Linked DNA regions of Homo sapiens: all the other regions are linked to region 1. A link is an interaction called in ENCODE POLR2A ChIA-PET data of the cell type or tissue named here. Cell type or tissue: MCF 10A. All regions are shown on one strand.

Region 1 (4,000 bases):
AGAGTCTTGCTCTGCTGCCTAGGCTGGAGTGCAGTGACGTGATCTTGGCTCACCGCAGCCTCCACCTCCCAGGTTCAAGTGATTCTCCCACTCAGCCTCCTGAGTAGCTGGGATTACAGGTGCCTGCCACCACACCCAGCTAATTTTTTTATTTTTAGTAGAGATGGGGTTTCACCATATTGGCCAGGCTGGTCTCGAACTCCTGACCTCAGGTGATCCACCTGCCTCGGCCTCCCAAAGTGCTGGGATTACAGGCATGAGCCACTGTGCCCAGCCTAGTGTCTGGGATGCTTCTTCAGATAGATACTTTCTTTTTTTTGAGACAGGGTCTTGCTCTGTTGCCCAAGTTGAAGTGAAGTGGTACAAGCACAGCTCACTGCAGCCTCGACCTCCCAGGCTCATGTGATCCTCCCTCCTCAGTCTCCTGAGTAGCTGGGACTACAGGCATACGCCATCTTGTCCAGCTAATTTTTATTTTTTATTTTTTTGTAGAGATGGAGTCCCACTATATTTCCCAGGTCAATCTTAAACTCTTAGGCTCAAGTGATCCTCCCACTTCAGCCTCCCAAAGTGCTGGGATTACAGGCATGAGCCACCATGCCTGGCCTTTTAAGTGCTTCAGATAAATACATTTCATTTTAAAATTTCATTTTGGGCTGGGCCAGGGACTCACACCCGTAATCCCAGTGCTTTGGTAGGATCCAGAAGGATCACATGAGCCTGGGATGTCGAGGCTGCAGTGAGCCATGATCATGCTACTGCCCTCCAGCCTGGGAGACAGAACAAGACATTGTCTCTAAAAAATAAACAACTAATCTCCTTTTGTCTTTTCTCTCCTTTGGTACTTAAGACAACCCTCTGAGAGTAGCTATTATCTCTATAGTAGTCTGACAACGAAGGCTCAAAGGAAAGGAGGTGAGAATGGAATAATGTCAGGACAAGACTGGAATCTGAGTCTCCCCCCTCTAAATCCCTTGCTGGTTTTCCCAACACAGGTGGGAGAATGGGGGCTGTGAGACTTTGGAGGGTGTGTCCCCGTGGGGATCACCTGTGGCTGAGATGAACTTGTTGTAGTTCTCATAGACCAGGGTCTGCATGTCGCTGTCTAGAGCCCGGATCTGCCGCACCATGTCCGTCTCACTGTCCATCAACTGGGCCAGAGGGCACTCTCTACGCAGCTGAAGAAGTTGGGTGGTTAGTGTTCGGGTCAGGAGGCATTCATGTCCCCCAGCCTTGCCTGCAGCTGATAGGCTTTCAGGGCAAGAAATCTCTGATCCCCACCCACCCCGCAAACCCCCGCCGGCTGTCAGGAATCCCAGGCAGGGGGCCCTAAGTGGCCTAGCTCAGGGGTTACTAGGTTCAACCGTGTTTGGTGTTTGTCAGCATTTGAAATCCTGGGGCTCGGCCTAAGCCCAGCCCCGCGCCTGTCAACGCTTGGGCCACGCCCCCAATTCCGGGCCTATCACATCAGCCCAGAAGACCTCAGATGCCGCATCACCTCAGGCCAGTCCAGTCCTACTCACATCCCCTCAGACGCCTCAGCTGCTCGTACTCCCTGGCCGAGGTTCGTCCTCTTATGAACACCTGCTCTCCTGAACCTCACAAAAAGTCGGAGGCATGATCTGGGGGAGCAATATAGCAGGGGCCTGGTTCCCTTCCCCCCTCCCCGCACCCCCCCACTCCCCGTGCGCACACACCTTGTCTAGGTAAACTTCCGGGTCGAAGTGCGCCCCGTTCAGATCAGTCGGGTCCAGGGGGTCGGGCCCCGCGGGGCGTCCCGCCGCCTCCCCTTCCGAGAGGCCGTAGTAAAGCTTCAGCATCCCGTGCGCCTTCCGCCGACGCTCCGGAGCCTCCCCCTCGGGCCCTTCTGGGGAGTCCCCAGGTCCAGACCCCGGGCTAGGCCCGGCGGCAGCTGCCGCCGCCATCGTTCCAACTGCAGCCCACGGGCGTGAGGCTGGAAAGGAAGGGGACGGGGAGGAGGCACTTCCGGGAGCCATAAAGTTGTTGTTGAAACGAGGCAGTCCTTCAGGTGAAACGTCCCCCTGCAGCCCTAGGTCCTTCGAGACTAGAGTTCCCCCGCACCTGTCTTCCCCGGGTGCAAAGGTTCCGGGAGAGCCCTGAATTCCCCCAGTTTCCTGGGTGGAAGCATTTTGTGGAACTGCCTGGGGTTGCTGCTGTCCCAGAAGGGGGACGGGTAGTGGCTCCCCAACCTGCACTCTCGCAGGCAAGGGGCCCACGGAATATGTGCCCAGATGCAATGGACGGATGCGGGACGTGAGGCCAGAGTAGAGTGTTCCTGGGATCCTGCCACTGGCAGTGGCTCAGTTTATCCCATTCCTAAAATTGGGGTACATACTTCACAGGGGGGCTACGAGGATTAAATGCATGTACACTATTCTGTACCACGCCTCTAGCGCAGTTCTTCTTAGGGCCTGGTCCTCTGACGTGCATCAGAATTGCCTTCAGGACTATCTGTGGCGCATTGTAAGTCTCTGCGCTGAGCTGCGCCGGGCACTCCCGTAATCCCAGCACTGGGGAGGTCGAGGCGGGTGGATCGCTTGAGCCCAGGAGTTCGAGACCAGCCTGGGCAAAATGGCGAAACTCCGTCTCTATAAAAAAAAAATACAGGCCAGGCGCGGTGGCACACGCCTGTAATCCCAGCACTTAGGGAGGCCGGGGGGGTGGGGGCGCGGATCACAAGGTCAGGAGTTGGAGACCAGCCTGGCCAATATGGTGAAACACCCGTCTCTACTAAAAATACAAAAATTAGCCGGGTGTGGTAGCGCGCGCCTGTAGTCCCAGCTACTCGGAGACTGAGGCAGAAGAATCGCTTGAACCCGGTAGGCAGAGGTTGCAGTGAGCCTAGATCTCGCCACTGCACTCCAGCCTGGATGACAGAGCGAGACTCTGTCTCAAAAAAAACAAAACAAAAATTAGCCAGGATGATGGCGCACGCCTGTGGTCCCAGCTACTCGGGAGGCTGAGGTGGGGGAACTGCTTGAGCTGCGATGGTGCCACTGCACTCCAGCCTGGGCAACAAAGCAAGAAAAAAAAAAAAAGACTCTGGGATTCTCTCAGATCTAGCTTCTTTTTAGAAAGTTCCCAAGTAGTTCTGATACACACTCACATTTAAGAACCCCTAAGGCCGGGCACAGTGGCTCACGCCTGTAATCCCAGCACTTTGGAAGGCAGAGGTGGGAGAATTGATTGAGCCCAGGAGGTCAATACTGGCCTGGACAACGTAGTGAGACCCGCCCCCTATTATTGAAAAAAAAAGGACAGACTCAGCAGAGCTTAAGTGACTGATGGAATGTGCTGAGTGAAGGGTTAGGTGGAAATGTGGAGGATAACTCTCAGGGTTCTCTTTTCCTTTTTTTTTGAGACTGGGTTTTGCTCTTCATCCAGGCTGGAGTGCAGTGGTGCTATCTTTGGCTCACTCCAACCTTGACCTCCCCTCCCACCTCAGCCTCCTGAGCTGCTCTCCCAGGGTTCTGACTTGGACAAAAGTGCAGCTGTGCACAAAGGTGAAGAGCTCATGAAGACAGGGAACGATCTGGAGTTCAGATTAGGACACAGAGTTGGAATGGAGGAAAAAGAGAAAAAGACTTTCTTCATCAAAGTGGCCCTTGAAACATTACTTATGAAGGGCTGTTGGAGGAAGGTTGGAATGGAAAAACTCACTGGTTTACTTGTTCTTTGCCAGGGATCCTGCAGGCCAAACACAGCTCACCACCTGTTTTCATATGGTCTGTGAGCTAGAATGGTTTTCTCATTTGTAAATGGTTGGGAAAAAAATAACATTTCATGACACCTGAAAATCATATGCAATTCATATCCCATTTTCCGTAACTCTTATTGGAACACAGTCACGCCCATTTTTTAACATATGATCTATGGCTGCTTAGTTGAGGCTAGGCACGGTGGCTCATGCCTGTAATCCCAGCACTTTGGGAGGCCAAAGCAGGCAGATTACCCGAGGTCAGGAGTTCGAGACCAGCCT
Region 2 (4,000 bases), 260 kb after region 1:
GAGGTCCTGGTGCGGTGTGCTCTGAGGTGGAAGGAAATGGGTCAGATCCCCACTCCTCTAGACCAGCCGGGCCACTGTCACCACATCCTGTCCTCGACAGCCCTGGGGAGAGGCCTTGTCACCACCATCTTCCCCTGGGGAAACTGAGGGTAAAATACATTGGGTTCGAGGTGATACAGCTTGTAAGGGCCAGGATGAGGGTTTAAACCTGGGCCTGGACCCGGAGCCTGTGCCCTGCAGCTGCTACCCCGGGCTGCCACCCGTGGCACCAGTCTGGGGTCTCCCGAGGGCAGGGTCTGTTTTGGCTGTTTCACAATTAATGAGTGATTCGGTCCAGGAGGATGGAGGAGACTCTGTGGGGTGAGGTTTCTACCAACAAACATGGCCCCTGTCCCCCTACAGTCACAGTCCTGAGAGCAGCTCTGAGGCTTGGGCTGCCCTGGAGCGGAAGCTCCAGTGTCTGGAGCAGGAGAAGGTGGAGCTGAGCAGGAAGCACCAAGGTACTGGGAGCGGCTGGGCCGGGCCTGGGTGTGCTGGCCCTAGGGGCTGCTGCTGCGGGAATGGAGGAGTGGACTCACCTGTGGGTACCACCTCCCCTCCAGAGGCCCTGCACGCCCCCACAGACCATCGGGAGCTGGAGCAGCTACGGAAGGAAGTGCAGACTCTGCGGGACAGGCTGCCAGGTATCCCTTCCGCCCACCCCCCCCCCCCCCCCAGGGCTGAGTCCCACCTGGGCTCGGGTCCTGCCCTGCCCTGGACAAGCTGTATGATCCTGGGAGAGCATTTTATACTCTCTGAGCCCGCGTGTGGGAAACAGGCCAAGGAGACTTGCTCCTGGGCTGAGAGGCTGGGGCCGCCAGCACTCGAGGTCTCAGTGACTCTTCCTGGCAGAGATGCTGAGGGACAAGGCCTCATTGTCCCAGACGGATGGGCCCCCAGCTGGTAGCCCAGGTCAGGACAGTGACCTACGGCAGGAGCTTGACCGACTTCACCGGGTGAGGGCTGGGTGAGGTGGGTGAGGGCTGGGTGAGGTGGGTGAGGTGGGTGAGTGGCCCTGGGCTCCATGGACGGTTCGTGCCTGACTCTGGGCCTTGTCCTTCCCCGCTCCCTCCCCTGCCTCCTCAGGAGCTGGCCGAGGGTCGGGCAGGGCTGCAGGCTCAGGAGCAGGAGCTCTGCAGGGCCCAGGGGCAGCAGGAGGAGCTGCTTCAGAGGCTACAGGAGGCCCAGGAGAGAGAGGCGGCCACAGCTAGCCAGACCCGGGCCCTGAGCTCCCAGCTGGAGGAAGCCCGGGCTGCCCAGAGGGAGGTGAGTGACCAGGGTGGGTAGGGACAGCACCTGGGCCCTGCCCCCAGTGTGCCTGGAGGGAGCATGGGGAGCTTGGTGGGAGATGCTGCCTCCCGGTTGTAGCTGGCAGAGGCTAGGCCAGGGGATGGTGGCTGGGACGGGGCAGTCTGGGAGTCCATGCCTCCTCATGTCCACTGTGGCTGGCAGGTCTGGAGTCCATGGTAAGGTGGGCAGAGGGGCTGCCGAGGGCAGAGTTGGCAGTGGCCTGCCTCTGCACCCCTCACAGCTGGAGGCCCAGGTGTCCTCCCTGAGCCGGCAGGTGACGCAGCTGCAGGGACAGTGGGAGCAACGCCTTGAGGAGTCGTCCCAGGCCAAGGTAGTCAAGTCCTCCCCCTTGGCAAGAGGTGCTTCCCCACCAGCCTGACCCCACTCAGAGCCTCAGGGCCAGGCCTGTGTCCCAGGTGGGTGGGCCATGGCATCTTGGGTCTCTGCCCTGACCCCCTCCATGTCCCCAAGACCATCCACACAGCCTCTGAGACCAACGGGATGGGACCCCCTGAGGGTGGGCCTCAGGAGGCCCAACTGAGGAAGGAGGTGGCCGCCCTGCGAGAGCAGCTGGAGCAGGCCCACAGCCACAGGTGAGCCAGGCAGCTGGTGGCAGGGAGGGGCCGGGCCTGGCCTGGGCGGTGAGTCACGGCCTTGGCCTTCTCCTCCCCAGGCCGAGTGGTAAGGAGGAGGCTCTGTGCCAGCTGCAGGAGGAAAACCGGAGGCTGAGCCGGGAGCAGGAGCGGGTGAGCAGGGTACAACAGACGGAGGGTACAACAGACGGACAAGGCAATGGGGAGCCAGTTGAGGGGTGGGCAAGCTGCAGCCAGTGAGCAGGGTGGACATGGACGGGGCTCGGGGTGCTGGGGTACCTACAGGGAGACGGCAGTCCCAGGACTGCTGGGGCCTGGGGCTGACCTTTCCTCTGGCCGGCCCCAGCTAGAAGCAGAGCTGGCCCAGGAGCAGGAGAGCAAGCAGCGGCTGGAGGGTGAGCGGCGGGAGACGGAGAGCAACTGGGAGGCCCAGCTCGCCGACATCCTCAGCTGGTGGGTGCCAGGGGTGGGTCGGGGTGGGGAACGCAGGCGAGACTGAGGGCCCAGCCCATGACCCTGAGCCCCTTCCCATTCAGGGTGAATGATGAGAAGGTCTCAAGAGGCTACCTGCAGGCCCTGGCCACCAAGATGGCAGAGGAGCTGGAGTCCTTGAGGAACGTAGGCACCCAGACGCTCCCTGCCCGGCCACTGGTGAGCCCCAGAGATGCCCCTGGGGGCTGGCTTGGGCAAGTCACTGACCTTCCGTGAGCTCAGCATCCCTGCTACTGAAGGTCACTACTGGAGGTGGGGACACCAAGCTCATGAGAGATAGTGATTTCCCTGAGCTCACAGTGGGTCATTGGCTGAGCTGGAGCTTTGAGCCTGGCTGGGTGGCATGGGTAGCAGGATGCTCTGGTAGCAGGGGGTCCCTGAGGCAGCCAGGCCTAGAAAGCATCTTATACGGGTGCTCCGTGGCCACCAGGACCACCAGTGGAAGGCGCGGCGACTGCAGAAGATGGAGGCCTCGGCCAGGCTGGAGCTGCAGTCAGCGCTGGAGGCCGAGATCCGCGCCAAGCAGGGCCTGCAGGAGCGGCTGACACAGGTGCAGGAGGCCCAGCTGCAGGCTGAGCGGTGAGGCTAGGGGCAGGCACTGGGGGCCAGGGCCCGCACAGAGGCCAGTGGCGAGCCCTTGCCATTCTCCCCAGCCGTCTGCAGGAGGCCGAGAAGCAGAGCCAGGCCCTGCAACAGGAGCTCGCCATGCTGCGGGAGGAGCTGCGGGCCCGAGGGCCAGTGGGTGAGTGGCTGCCAACTGCTTGCCCCGGAGCCAGGCTCCCCCGCGGCCTCCCACTTGCCAAGGGGGCTCCACGATGGCCTGGCAGGGTGGTGGAGACAGGAGTCTGTTCCTGGACTCTGCCGCTTACTCCATCATCTGTGACCAGCACTTCTGGAGTGCCTGCTGTGCCCAGCCCTGCCCCACCCTGTGGTCATTTCCCATTTTACTGAGGTGGGAACTGAGGCCCCTCCTGGACCCTAGTTCCTCAGGCCAGGGACCCCAGGCCAGTGACCCACCCTTTCTTTGCAGACACCAAGCCCTCAAACTCCCTGATTCCCTTCCTGTCCTTCCGGAGCTCAGAGGTAAGGACCAGGCCAAGGGGCTTGTTGGGGAGAAGTTCTGGGAGAGGCACAGGGACCTTGACTTTGCTCCTCTCTCTCCCACCCCCAGAAGGATTCTGCCAAGGACCCTGGCATCTCAGGAGAGGCCACAAGGCATGGAGGAGAGCCAGATCTGAGGCCGGAGGGCCGACGCAGCCTGCGCATGGGGGTGAGGACAGGTGGGTCCATCGTAGGGGGCCTGGGCCCCGCCCTTGCCCGTCTCACCTGCTCCCCCGCCCTCCTGCAGGCTGTGTTCCCCAGAGCACCCACTGCCAACACAGCCTCTACAGAAGGTCTTCCTGCTAAGGTCAGTGCCCAGAGGGGCAAGCAGGGTGGGGGCACCAAGCAGTTCTGCCAGGCTGAATGGGCACTGTGGGGACACTCCACGTGCATCGTGGCTAGCAGGCACAATTGGGGTGGAGGTGGTGGCGATGAGCTTGCCTGCCGCCATAGATTGGCTGGGACTCGGAGGTCACTGTTGCCTG
Region 3 (4,000 bases), 240 kb after region 1:
GCTATTCTTTCAGGCTCTTAGCACAGGGCTCGGTTGTTTCAGAAATAGGCTCCAGCCAGGCATGGTGGCTCATCCTGTAATTCCAGCACTTTGGGAGGCCAAGGTGGGTGGGCGCATCACCTGAGGTCAGGAGTTCGAGACCAGCCTGGCCAACATGGCAAAACCCCATCTCTACTAAAAAAAATACAAAAATTAGCCGGGCGTGGTGGTGCGTGCCTGTAATCCCAGCTACTTGGGAGGCTGAGACAGGAGAATCACTTGAACCCAGGAGGGAGAGGTTGCAGTGAGCTGAGATCACACCACTGCACTCCATCCCAGGTGGCAGAGCAAGACTCTGTCTCAAAAAAAAAGAAAAGAAATAGGCTCTGGCCAGGCATGGTGGCTCACGCCTGTAATCCCAGCACTTTGGGAGGCCAAAGCAGGAGGATCCCTTAAGGCCAGGAGTTAGAGACCAGCCTGAGCAACCTAGTGAGACCCTGTCTCTATTTAATTTAAAAAAAAAAAAAAAAAAAAAGGCCCTTGCCGTAGCTCCTATCTCCAGGCCAGCCAGGCCGGAGCGTGGCTGGGGAACTGTCCTGCCTGCCAAGCCAGGCCCTTTGGTGATACGTCCCCAGTTCTTCAACAGAGCAGGGTGCTTGCCCCCACCTCATGGCATGCAGGGGGTACCAGGGTAGACATCATGTGGGCATGAAGGCTTCAGTGACAGATGTGCCTGTGGCCAGGGTCACAGTCCCCTGATCTCCAGAATATAACTGAGGACTGAGGATGGGCACTTCCTGGGGAGCCCATGTCCCTGCCTGCTCAGAGGCATGGAGACTGCAGGCGTTGAGCACAGTGGCCCTCGTACCCACTCTGTCTGGAGGCCAGTCAGAGGGCATGTGGGTGCTACCTGGTCTGAGCAGTGAGAACTGACCCTTCATCCTTTGCCACCACTGTCCTCCCATTGTGCCCCAAGTACCCTGGGCCCCACCTCACCCTGTAGATGAGGAATTCTCATTCTGGCCTGAACCTCCGTGAGCTGTGTGCACGGGCGTGGGTCAGATGCCGGCTCTGGAGGACAGAGGGCTGCGTGTTTTTCTTATTTTTAATTTTATTATTTTATTTTTTGATTTTTTTGGAGATGGAGTTTCACTCTGTTACCTAGGCTGGAGTGCAGTGGCGCAATCTCGGCTCACTGCAACCTCCGCTTCCCAGGCTCAAGCCATTCTCCTGCCTCAGCCTCCTGAGTAGCTGGGATTGCAGGCGCCCGTCACCACACCCAGCTAATTTTTATATTTTAGTAGAGACGGGGTTTCACCATGTTGATCAGGCTGGTCTCGAACTCCTGACTTTAGGTGATCCGCCTGCCTCGGCCTCCCAAAATGCTGGGATTACAGGCGTGAGCCACCGCGCCCGGCTGGCTGGATGTTTTTCTAGATCTCTCCCTTCTGGAGCCTCCCTGTGAGTGGAGCCAGCTTTGAGAGAGGAACCCATACAAAAACCCAGGTGACTGACCCTGGCCTCAAAGGACAAAGGACGTCCTGAGCTGAGGGGTGTGGGTGTGGCCCTAGCTGAGTTTCTCTCCTTGCAGGGCAGAGAGAGCTCCCTTGCTCAGCCACCTTTGAGGACAGACAGGACAAGGGGCAGGCATGAGCCCCTGCCTGGTCGTCTGTGAGACCATGTGTGACTGCCAGGCCCCAGGCACACTGAGTCACCGCGCCTGGAAAACCCTGTGGCCTCCAGTGTTGCCTCACACCTGCCACTTCCTTTTCCTGGAGTGAGTGGTGCTCTCTGTGATGACTCCCACCGGCCTGGGATCTGCCTGCCACAGTGTCCCTGGGGAGACTCTAGATCCAGACCCACATGGCACGGGGCTGCCTCCCTCAGGCAGTTCTCAGCCAGGCCCCCACCCAGGGCACAGGCTCAGGCTGAGCGGGGTGGTGGATGGGCTGGAGCCGGGGAGAAGGGCAGCAAGGCTGGCTGGCCGCAGCCCTCTGTGGCTGGACACGACTTGGCAAGGCCGAGGGATCTGAGGGCTGGGCTACTCTCGAGGGCTGCCAGGTTCCCAGCTTGCTGCAGGGAAATGAAGGGGGTGCCGCCCTGAACAGGCACATGCCTAAGCAAGGTATTGATGCTTGGATAAAGCTGGCAACCACCAGGAGAAGCCTTTTTGGGATTTTTCAAATCCTTCGTCATCCGAGCTGTGATGATGGAGTGGAGCGTGGCACGGGCCCATTGGAGTTCTGTGGGCTCCATCGGCACTCAGCAGGGATTTGGACGTGCAGGCTGGTGGGCCCTGCAGGAAGCCTGCTCCCTGCTCTGCTGCGTGGGAGGGGGCAGCTCGGGGGAAGGGGGCTTGCAGAGAAACAGAAGAACATGGGCTGTGGGGCACCTTCAGCAGCCCGGGGTTCCAATCCCAGCTCCTCCATGTGGGAGCCAAGCACCCCAGGCAGCCTTTCCCAGCCTTGCTTAGGGCCGGGTTGGGAGAATCCCACCCCGCAGGGCTGTGGTGAGGGTTGAACGGAGGGTGTGTGGTGAGGGTTGAGCGGAGGGTGTGTGATGCGTGGTGAGGGTTGAGCGGAGGGTGTGTGATGCGTGGTGAGGGTTGAGCGGAGGGTGTGTGATGCGTGGTGAGGGTTGAGCGGAGGGTGTGTGATGCGTGGTGAGGGTTGAGCGGAGGGTGTGTGATGCGTGGTGAGGGTTGAACAGAGGGTGTGTGATGTGCCCAGTGGTACACGACAAATTGCCTTCTTTGGGTTGACAGACTGGGTTTTACTCTTCCTGAATCATCACAATGATCCGTGCAAGGCCAAGGCTGTTGTCTTCTGTTTCAAGTGCGTTTTCCTGTCCTGTCCTCTGTCCTGTGGCAGTGGACAGCTGTGGCTCTTGCCAGATTGTGTCTGCTCCTAGGACTGTGGGAGCCGGTGGTGGTAGCGGCCTTGAGCTTGACCCATCCCTCCTGCTTCCCTGTTCCTGAGCGAGCACCTTGGAGTATCCTTGGAGTGTCCTTGGAGGCTCTGCTCTCGGGGGCAGCCTGGGCCAAGAGAGCGCCTGATGCTCACCCCGTCCTCACAGGTTCACGCCTACATCATCAGCTCCCTCAAGAAAGAGATGCCCAATGTCTTTGGTAAAGAGAGCAAAAAGAAAGAGCTGGTGAACAACCTCGGAGAGATCTACCAGAAGATTGAGCGCGAGCACCAGATCTCCCCTGGGGACTTCCCGAGCCTCCGCAAGATGCAGGTACGGCTGTCCCGAGGCCCCATGCAGGCTGGTGGCCATCAGGGCAGAAGGAAGGCCCAGGGCACTGGATTTGGAGGGAATCCCATCTCCATGGGGAAGGGCCTCCCTGAACGGAAGCAGCTGGGTTAATCACCAGCACCCCACCCAACTCAGAGTTGACCCAGGCGGTGACACTGCAGAGGGGAATGTGGTGACTCACCCTGCGTGGTGGGGGGAGGGCAGGGCCATGCCAGGCGCTCTGGTGCCCTGTCCATGAATCCTTGCCGCAGCCCTGCAAGGAAAGAGCTGGAGGTGCCTCCTGTGTACAGGTTAGAGAGCCAAGGGCCAGATGGTTTTGCCGAGTCGCCCCTGCTAGTGTGGGGGAGCAGCACTTTATGCTTGTGAAGCCCTGACTGGAACCACTTGGCCTGGAGTCTGGGAGGGGCCTCCCTTCCCAGCCCTTGTCCTTCCTCCCCCGCCCACAGGAACTCCTGCAGACCCAGGACTTCAGCAAGTTCCAGGCGCTGAAGCCCAAGCTGCTGGACACGGTGGATGACATGCTGGCCAACGACATCGCGCGGCTGATGGTGATGGTGCGGCAGGAGGAGTCCCTGATGCCTTCCCAGGTGGTCAAGGGCGGCGCCTTTGACGGCACCATGAACGGGCCGTTCGGGCACGGCTACGGCGAGGGGGCCGGCGAGGGCATCGACGACGTGGAGTGGGTGGTGGGCAAGGACAAGCCCACCTACGACGAGATCTTCTACACGCTGTCCCCTGTCAACGGCAAGATCACGGGCGCCAA

Evidence for each region. ChIA-PET counts read pairs that join two places held together with the same protein. Peaks named below come from ENCODE experiments on the same cell type or tissue, not always from the same donor. Only the 100,000 strongest peaks of a DNase experiment are listed, where the experiment ranks them.
Region 2: POLR2A ChIA-PET joins it to region 1 with 6 read pairs; 4 of 35 experiments call an interaction of 5 or more read pairs at or near these places.
Region 3: POLR2A ChIA-PET joins it to region 1 with 5 read pairs; 9 of 35 experiments call an interaction of 5 or more read pairs at or near these places.

What each region holds. Positions count from the first base shown.
Region 1 is chr11:65,094,176-65,098,175 of GRCh38, reverse strand. VPS51 (VPS51 subunit of GARP complex) reads right to left here and starts at 1,962. Exons shown (of 10, transcript NM_013265.4): 1 at 1,698-1,962; 2 at 1,049-1,178. The coding sequence starts at 1,925. RefSeq lists a silencer at 1,654-1,923 and an enhancer at 1,363-2,157. In MCF 10A, no CTCF peak of the experiment used is centred here; DNase peaks (open chromatin) are centred at 1,465 and 2,015.
Region 2 is chr11:64,833,422-64,837,421 of GRCh38, reverse strand. CDC42BPG (CDC42 binding protein kinase gamma) reads left to right here. Exons shown (of 37, transcript NM_017525.3): 10 at 403-500; 11 at 603-683; 12 at 892-995; 13 at 1,126-1,305; 14 at 1,571-1,660; 15 at 1,801-1,922; 16 at 2,003-2,075; 17 at 2,269-2,375; 18 at 2,459-2,573; 19 at 2,845-2,993; 20 at 3,068-3,156; 21 at 3,445-3,497; 22 at 3,586-3,684; 23 at 3,763-3,822. Among named protein-coding and RNA genes, the nearest start is that of CDC42BPG, 9.2 kb to the left of the region's middle. In MCF 10A, no CTCF peak of the experiment used is centred here; a DNase peak (open chromatin) is centred at 1,991.
Region 3 is chr11:64,854,541-64,858,540 of GRCh38, reverse strand. It overlaps EHD1 (EH domain containing 1), which reads left to right. Exons shown (of 5, transcript NM_006795.4): 4 at 3,055-3,219; 5 at 3,684-4,000. Among named protein-coding and RNA genes, the nearest start is that of CDC42BPG, 12 kb to the right of the region's middle. RefSeq lists enhancers at 3,464-3,523, 2,765-3,964, 3,212-4,000. In MCF 10A, no CTCF peak of the experiment used is centred here; DNase peaks (open chromatin) are centred at 1,750, 2,050 and 3,390.